2 separate regions of the Mus musculus genome follow, and region 2 is linked to region 1. A link is a contact called in ENCODE Hi-C or POLR2A ChIA-PET data. All regions are on one chromosome and are shown on one strand. The core of a region is the stretch at or near the end of the contact, and the rest is flanking DNA. Distances in the headings are between cores, read along the strand shown. Region 1 holds the start of Prkag1 (protein kinase, AMP-activated, gamma 1 non-catalytic subunit). Region 2 holds the start of Kmt2d (lysine (K)-specific methyltransferase 2D).

The links. Hi-C counts contacts between places; a loop is a spot of excess contacts on that map. ChIA-PET counts read pairs that join two places held with the same protein, here RNA polymerase II (POLR2A).
Region 2: a map of heart shows a loop between it and region 1 (7-fold over the local background). The contact joins the promoter of Kmt2d here to the promoter of Prkag1 in region 1. A Hi-C loop is called at or near these places in 16 of 37 maps with a recorded cell type or tissue (CH12.LX, T-helper 17 cell, adrenal gland and 3 more). POLR2A ChIA-PET finds 5 or more read pairs at or near these places in 4 of 5 experiments (Patski and embryonic stem cell).

Annotation. Positions count from the first base shown.
Region 1 is chr15:98,829,810-98,833,412 of GRCm38, forward strand. It overlaps Prkag1 (protein kinase, AMP-activated, gamma 1 non-catalytic subunit), which reads right to left and starts at 1,699. Exons shown (of 12, transcript NM_016781.2): 1 at 1,621-1,699. The coding sequence starts at 1,629. It overlaps Kmt2d (lysine (K)-specific methyltransferase 2D), which reads right to left. Exons shown (of 55, transcript NM_001033276.3): 55 at 1,860-3,603.
Region 2 is chr15:98,869,300-98,872,902 of GRCm38, forward strand. It overlaps Kmt2d (lysine (K)-specific methyltransferase 2D), which reads right to left and starts at 1,906. Exons shown (of 55, transcript NM_001033276.3): 1 at 1,715-1,906.

The sequences.
Region 1 (3,603 bases), core at 449-2,948:
CTATTCACAGAAAGCTGTTAAGAATATTCTCAAGCACACCGCCTGCCTTGCTCATAAATCTCCCACTGGCCCCCTTACTATAAAAGCCCACAGCCCAAGCGAGTGATGGCTCATAGCCACACTGTGCAGACCATCTGAGCTACCTACTGAGACCCTGTCTCAGAGAGAGAGAGAGAGAGAGAGAGAGAGAGAGAGACTTCCAACTTGGTTTTAGCCACCTTTTCTTACACTATCATCAAAATCTAGTTTCAACACTACTGAGCCATGGGCTGAACTCTGCTCCTAGGCTCACTGTAATTTCTCCTTCCTTTAGTCAGGTGTCTGTATCCTAAGGACACCTTTAATCCCAGCACTTGAAGGCAGAGGCAGGCGGATTTCTGAGTTCTGAGGCCAGCCTGGTCTACAGAGTGAGTTCCAGGACAGCTGCCAGGGCTACCCAGAGAAACCCTGTCTCAGGGGAGGGGAAAAAAAAAAAGCCCTAAGGACAGTACTTACTACAGTCTACCTTAACTAACAGCCTTCCCGGTACCTCTCATCTCTGTCTCTCTGTACTCCAGTATATATAAAGCAAAGGGCTAAATTCGTAAATATAGAGAAAAGTTGCTTTAGAACTATATACTCACAGTTCACTTATAATGTAAATAATACATTTACAAGTTAGAAACGTGTTGTTTTAAATTTAATGTAATCAAACTACTTTTGCTGAGAATGCTTTCTCTGTAGAAAAACAAAATCCTTGGTTAGAGGACCACCTGCATACCATTTTACCACTTTATCCTTCCTTCTTTATAAACTAAGTTACACTATTCCTCTGCACACAAAGGGGCGGGGGGGGGGGGAGGGGGAGAGAATTTACTCCAGGCCAAGTAACTGACTCAAAGAAAACGCAATTCTAAGAAGAGCGAACCTGCAAGTATTACATGGATATATGGTGGGGGAAGACAAACCCCAAGCTGCCCTCAGAAGATACTCGGTTAAAAACTACGGAGCAGGAAGTCGATGGGAGGGCCTTCGGAGTGGCAGAGAAAGCTCCTGCGAATGAGGTCGGTCAAACAAGTAAGTAGCAGATAAACCTACCGCATCTGTAAAGAGCCGAGCCGACGGTGCTCGCCAAGAACGAGCTGTCAACACGCATGCACAGCGTCACTGATCAGGACACGACCTAAACTTGTCCAGGGGACACAGTGGCCTCCTGGATTCCTTCCTTCGCGGAAAATTCAATTCTCGGGCTTAGTAAAGGAATGGAACCTCGCAGGATGCCAACAATTGCTTAAGCAATCGCACAAACGGGGTCCTGGAGCTCCCTGCAAGCCGGGCTCGCTCACCTAATACGCGGGATCACAACCCCGCTCTCATGCAAACTTCGGAAAGGACTTGAGGCACTCATGGGCAGGGGGCTCCAAGCTCACAACCCGCTCCCTATCTCTCAGGGTACCGCGGACCCCTGGCGGGCGGGCGGGCGGGCGGGCACGGGTGTGGCCCAGACCTAGGAGAGGCGCCCACCCGAGCAGAGGAAGGGGAGTCCCGGACTCCAGCGCCAAGCCGGGCCGGCCTTCCCCGGCTCCTAGCGGGGGGTCTCCGGCTCCACAGCGCCCCCCGCCGCCCTCCTGCGCCACTCACCGACTCCATTGCTAGCGCCCGCCAGTTCCTCAGCTTGGAAAGCTCCCTGGCGCCAGACCCCGCCCCACATCCGGTGCCGCGCACCACTTCCGCCTACGTCAGACCCCAGCCGCAGGGCGGAAGGCGGGGAACCCACCCTTCCGGCGGTGGCTGAGCCTGGTTTATTGGGTAACCTTCCTCTCCCAGCTCTCCAGGACCTTAAGATCTGGCCAACGGCGAGGGTCATGGGACAGAGGCACTTGTATTTAAAATGTTCTTTTTTTATTTATCGTTTAAAAACAAACTTTGAAGAAGCAAAATCCAAAACTTGCCCTTTGCCTCTCGCAACATAAATTATGTACAGTTCAGAATGATCGCTGATACAAAACATGCCAAGGACAGGGGCGCTGGGGGTGGAGGAAGAGAGAGCGCTTTAAAAAAGGGAACCATTTCATCCGTTGTCACGAAGGACCAACCTTGCTGTACAGGATACACACAACACAAAAGAAAGTTCTTCACGGGTTCACACTTGTCAGCGATTTATTTTTTTTTAAAGGGGGAGGGTCCTGGAGGTGAAGGTAGAAGGTAAAAAGGGAGAAACTGAAAATTGAGTGCAAGTGTAAACCAACCCAAAATACAAACACAGGGGGCGGGGTTGGGGGTGGGATTCTGATGCAATTATACAGGCAGGGTACTTTAAAAAAAAAAAAAAAACCAACAACAACCAAAATTCCAACCTTGTAGCGTGGGTCTGAGTTATAGTTTATATAAAAATTAAAAACTGTATAAGGTTTCTTCACTAAATTCTACAGGACTATCGGATACCTAGCATATGCTTACAAAGTCTGCCCCTTCTCCTTTCCCAGTTCTAGGGCCCAAACCCCAACCAGAGCCTGACTCACAGGAGACCATCTCCCCCACCTAATGCCTAGACCGTTCAGCTCTGTGGCTTTGGGGACAGCAAGCCCAGGTTCCCACTGTCTAGTCTAATTACAATGGTTTCCGTGGGAGTGTGGGGGAGTTGTTATTCTCAAACATTTGCAGCTTGAAACAGTTGAGGAAGCAGCTTTAAAAAAAAAAAAAAGAAAAGAAAAGAAAAAAAAAAGGCCAGAAAAAAAAAAAAAAAAAAAAAAAAAACCCAAAAATCTCCCTACCCCCATCAATCCACAATCCCCCAAATTTAAAACAAAACAAAAACCTAAAATCACAACAGCAACCGCCCTACCCCTCCAGCAGGCCTGCCCATTTGCCACCATCCAGCCCATCTCTACAATCCAGATAATCTGATTCTTGAAAATAGTAATTACAAAATGCCCTCTGCCCACAGCCCCTAGGAGAGAACTGCATAGAAGCGTCATTTCATCCCCTCGCTCCACCAGAGAGGGGTCTGAGGCCTCACACACCCTCTACCCTACCGCTACCCGCAGGAAGAGGTTCGTCTGCAGCACAAGCTTGGGGGGGGAAAGGAAGGGAAAGGAAGATAAGGGCACCATCACCCTCTGGCTCCCCCTGGGGCCAGCTCACTTTGTGCGTTATAACATAGTCCAACTATACAACCCGGGTAAGAATCACCCAGCTTCTCTCTATACCCCCACCTTACAGCAGTCACAGCCAGGGGGTGGGGAGGGGGGGGGAGGAAAGGGCGGTAGGTTGGGTAATGGAGGGGGCCCCCCCACAAGGGGAGCTCCATGTGTCCGCCCCACACCCCCCTACCATTTATAAACTGGTTTTGTAAAAAGAAAATAGATATATTTATATAGAATATATAAAGCACAAAAATTAGTAGTTTTACATTTGCTCTCCCCGGGGGTAGGGGGAGAGGGGAGGGCTCTCACCTCCGGCCGGCTCCCCCATGCCCCACAAGACTATGTACAATCCCATGTATAAATAGATAAATACCCCCCACCCTCCCCGCGCTGACACTAAGCTCCCCACCCCCACATCACCACCCATTCCCACCAGACCAGCAGCAGTTTGGTGACTGAGGGCAAGTGAGAGCTCTGG
Region 2 (3,603 bases), core at 656-3,155, 40 kb after region 1:
TCGAAACTAGGCTAATACCTGCGCCAGGCTTGCTCTGAGCTAGGGAGCTGACACCCGGAGTCTTACATCTAAAAACACCCAAAACAGCCCAGAGAGGTGGCAGAGATTTACCCCACCACTCTCCTTCCTGTGTTCACCCTAGACCAACAGGCTTCACTCCATTTTCTCTGCAAGGGAGGAAATGGAGGCTTGGAGGGGTGAAAGGCTGGAGCCCTTGAGTGAACAGCTCTTCAGTGGGACTCAGGACTTCCTGGTTCCCAGCTAGAGAATCAAACCACACCTCTCTCCTCCCCCATTTTCAGTCAGCCCTCTAGGAAGGATCCAAATGGTAACACATTGTCCCTGGGTAGCCTAGGGGATCAGCCAGAGCTAACAAGGTACAGTCTCACCTAAGGATGCTATCTAAGAGCAGACAAGAGAGGCAGAGACCATAGATGACAGCTCACTTTACCCCGCACCCCTATGCCAACTCTCAGAAAGCTTTCAAGGGCAAACCCCCTGCTTTCCCCTTTCTGAGACAATACTCAAGGAGACCTAGCAAATGTATTTTGGAGGGGGTGGAATGAGGGCGCAAAATGCACTAGCCAAATCCCTGCTGGGCAACATGACAGGTGTGAGAGAGGCTGTCCCCAGCCCGGGGCCCAGAGGCTGAGGCGGGAGGCTCATGCTGCACCCTTCCTGCTGTAGATACACACCCCTTCTCCCCAGCACCTCCTACCAGGGCTGGAAACACTGGCTTCCAGCAGAAAAGAGCACAAATAAAGTCATTTCTCCATCAAAGAGGCACAAGCTAGCCTACTCTGCAGAGCCGGGGCAGCACCTGAGAACTATTTACCATTCCGTAGCCAGAAAAGCATTGTAGAGATCTGGCGGGGGCTTTCAGGATTGGCCAGGGACTCATGGGCAGCTAACTCTACACTAGGCCCAGAGAAAGCAAGAGACAAAAGCCATTTTTTTGCAGCCCACATTCGTAGAGAACAGATCTCAACGGCCTCCTCTATAATCCCCCGGAGATTATGTCCATCCCAAGAGGAGGGGAAACGAAGCAGGCTAAGACACCACTAGGCCTTGCTGGGGTCACTTTGCCAGGCAGAGTAGTTAAGTTGAACAGCAGGGGCAGAGCTGCCCCAGCCCCACCTCCTTCATGCCCCAGCTCCCCTCTTCATCGCACCAGTTTCCACCCACCCTCCCCCCCCCCCCCCACCTCCCGGGTGAAGGACTCAGGGCTCCTTGAGTTTCCCACGGATTGTTTTGGGTGCCCAGGTAGGTAGGAACAACATTAAAGTCCAATCTGGCAGTATGTGGGACCTGGCAGTGGCATCCCCCCACCAAGTTGCTCTGTCCCAAGGAACCCTGGGGGTGGGGGTGGGGGACAACAGCCTGGGATTGGTGTTGGCATCAGGGCCTGGGTCCTAGTTTGGTCGAACTCCCTCAACACAAAAATAAACAGGCAGAGAGGCTATCTGGACATGTTCCCAAACTCCTGTAGTTCCCTGAACCCCCAATCTTTAAAGAGGCACACCCCAAGAAACCAGGCCTCGGTTCTGCCGTGGCAACTGGCTCAGATTCCCTTGACAGACCCTGCCAAAGGAACCCTCCCCAGCTCTGGCACCCCTTTCTCCAACCTAAAGGCCAGCCACCGGCCAAGATAGTCCATCTGGCTGTGCCCCTAGTCCAACCCTTTCTGGGCCCAGGCCGGGCGGACTTCACTCACCTCTTCACAGGGCGATCCAGAAATCCTCATCCGAGAACATGGCCAGAGCCCGGGCCGCTCCCCGACCTCCAACCGCCAGAGCGAGCACAGCCGCCCCCCACTCGGGGGGGCTTAGGGAGACCAAGAACGGTAAATCCAGGTCGGAGTGGTCACCCTTCCCCCGGGGGTTTAAAAAAAAAAAAAAAAAAAAAAGCAAAAATCCAACAGGGGTTCTCTGCCTCAGGTTCCAGCAGTTTAGGTTTCCATGAACAGCCCCAGGGCGGCGAATCCCGAGCGGACACAAAGAGAGCACCGGTGGCTTTGATCTTGGGCGAGCAGGCTCCGCATCCGCGTCGCGGGGCGGCCTCTCAGTCCTAGGGCCCGGCCAGCGCCCCGGCCGCCCGCGCCGGGCTCGGGCGGAACGTCGAGGCTCTCCAGATGGAACGTCGAGGCGCCTCCCCAGCAGCCCGGAAGGAATGCCGCGCCGCGCCGCGCCGCGCGCCGGGCCCGGATGGAACGTGAGCCCCTCGCAGCCGCGCCGAGCCCCTCTCCCCGCCGGGCCGGCGCCCCGGGGCCGCGCGAGCTACGGCGACGCGGAGCCGGCGGGGCCGAACCTGACACACACCCAGCGCCGGGCTCCGCGACCCCGAGCGTCCCCCCTCGGCGGCTTCGAGCCCCCCACCTTCTGCTCCCCCCGGGGAAGGGAGGAGGGTTGGTGGGCGAGGAAGAGGAAGGGGCGGGCGGTGCGAGCCCTCTGCCCGCTCCCCTCCGGCCGCTCCAGGCCCAGCGCTCGCCTCCCTTCCCCTCTGGCCTCGGGAGCTGCCCCGCCCCCGGCCTGGCCGCCTGTGGTCAGCGGCACCCCCTAGACCCCCGGCAGGCACTGATCGCGGGGGGTCTAGAGGTGCATGGTCCAACCCCGGCTCCCGGCGCCGGGGGGTCAGGAAACTGAGCGGAAAGTGGGGAACGAGGCAGCCATTTGCAACCGGAGAGGAAAGTAGTGCAGCGCGGCGCCGCTCCGCCTCCCCCCTCCGCCTCCTGCTCGGCCGGTAGGGTGGTTCCTGCGAAGAGGCTCTTTCCTCGCCTTGGAGCTGGGCAGCGATCGTAGAGACTCGTGGAGCGTCCGGCGCGAGATCCAGGGGGCCCTTTTGCCTGGGGAACCCCACTCGAGAAGGGGAGAAAGGAGAAGAGGAGGCCCTATTTTGTGTTGGAGCGGGGCGGCGGAGGGGTACAGCCCTCTTGGAGGAAAGGCTGTGACTCTGCAGTTCTACGCACACGCTCCGGGATCCCTCCGCTGCAGATTAACCCCGACTGCGCCAGGCTGGCCGCCGGGCAGACACGTGGGAATAAAGCCCCCCTCTTCTTCGCCACGGCCCAGGAGCTGCCTCCTTTACCTTCTGGGTGGTAAAGCTAGGATTCTGGCCACTTTTTAATTCTGTTCCCTAAAGTCACTGACCCTTGGAACTCCTTTCTTTGGCTGGGGGACAATCTTTGCCAAGGGGGGGTGGGGGGTGAAAAGAGAGCCTGGAGATTGGCCGCAGCTCTGCATCCTGGGAACTGGAGTCCGCAAATGGAGAAAGTGAGGCACCGTGCCTGGCGCTGCAAAGGGTGGGTTCTTGCCACGTTTGGGGGCCGGAAGAAAGCTGGACGACTCTCAGGTCTTCTAACTCCAAGACCCTTTGGAGTAGAAGTATTGTCGGTGTCCTCGCGATCCCCAAACAACCACTTCCCGACCAAAACATCAATGTAGAGTGTCCCCACCCCATATTTAATTTTCCCGAAAATCTTCTAAACCTGTCTTTTATTTCTTCTTCTTCTTCCTTAAACTAAGCTAAATACTCTGCTACTTGGTTGGAATATTGTTAATCTGAATAAGACCCTTGGCAAGCTCCCGCACTCCCAAGTATGGAAGG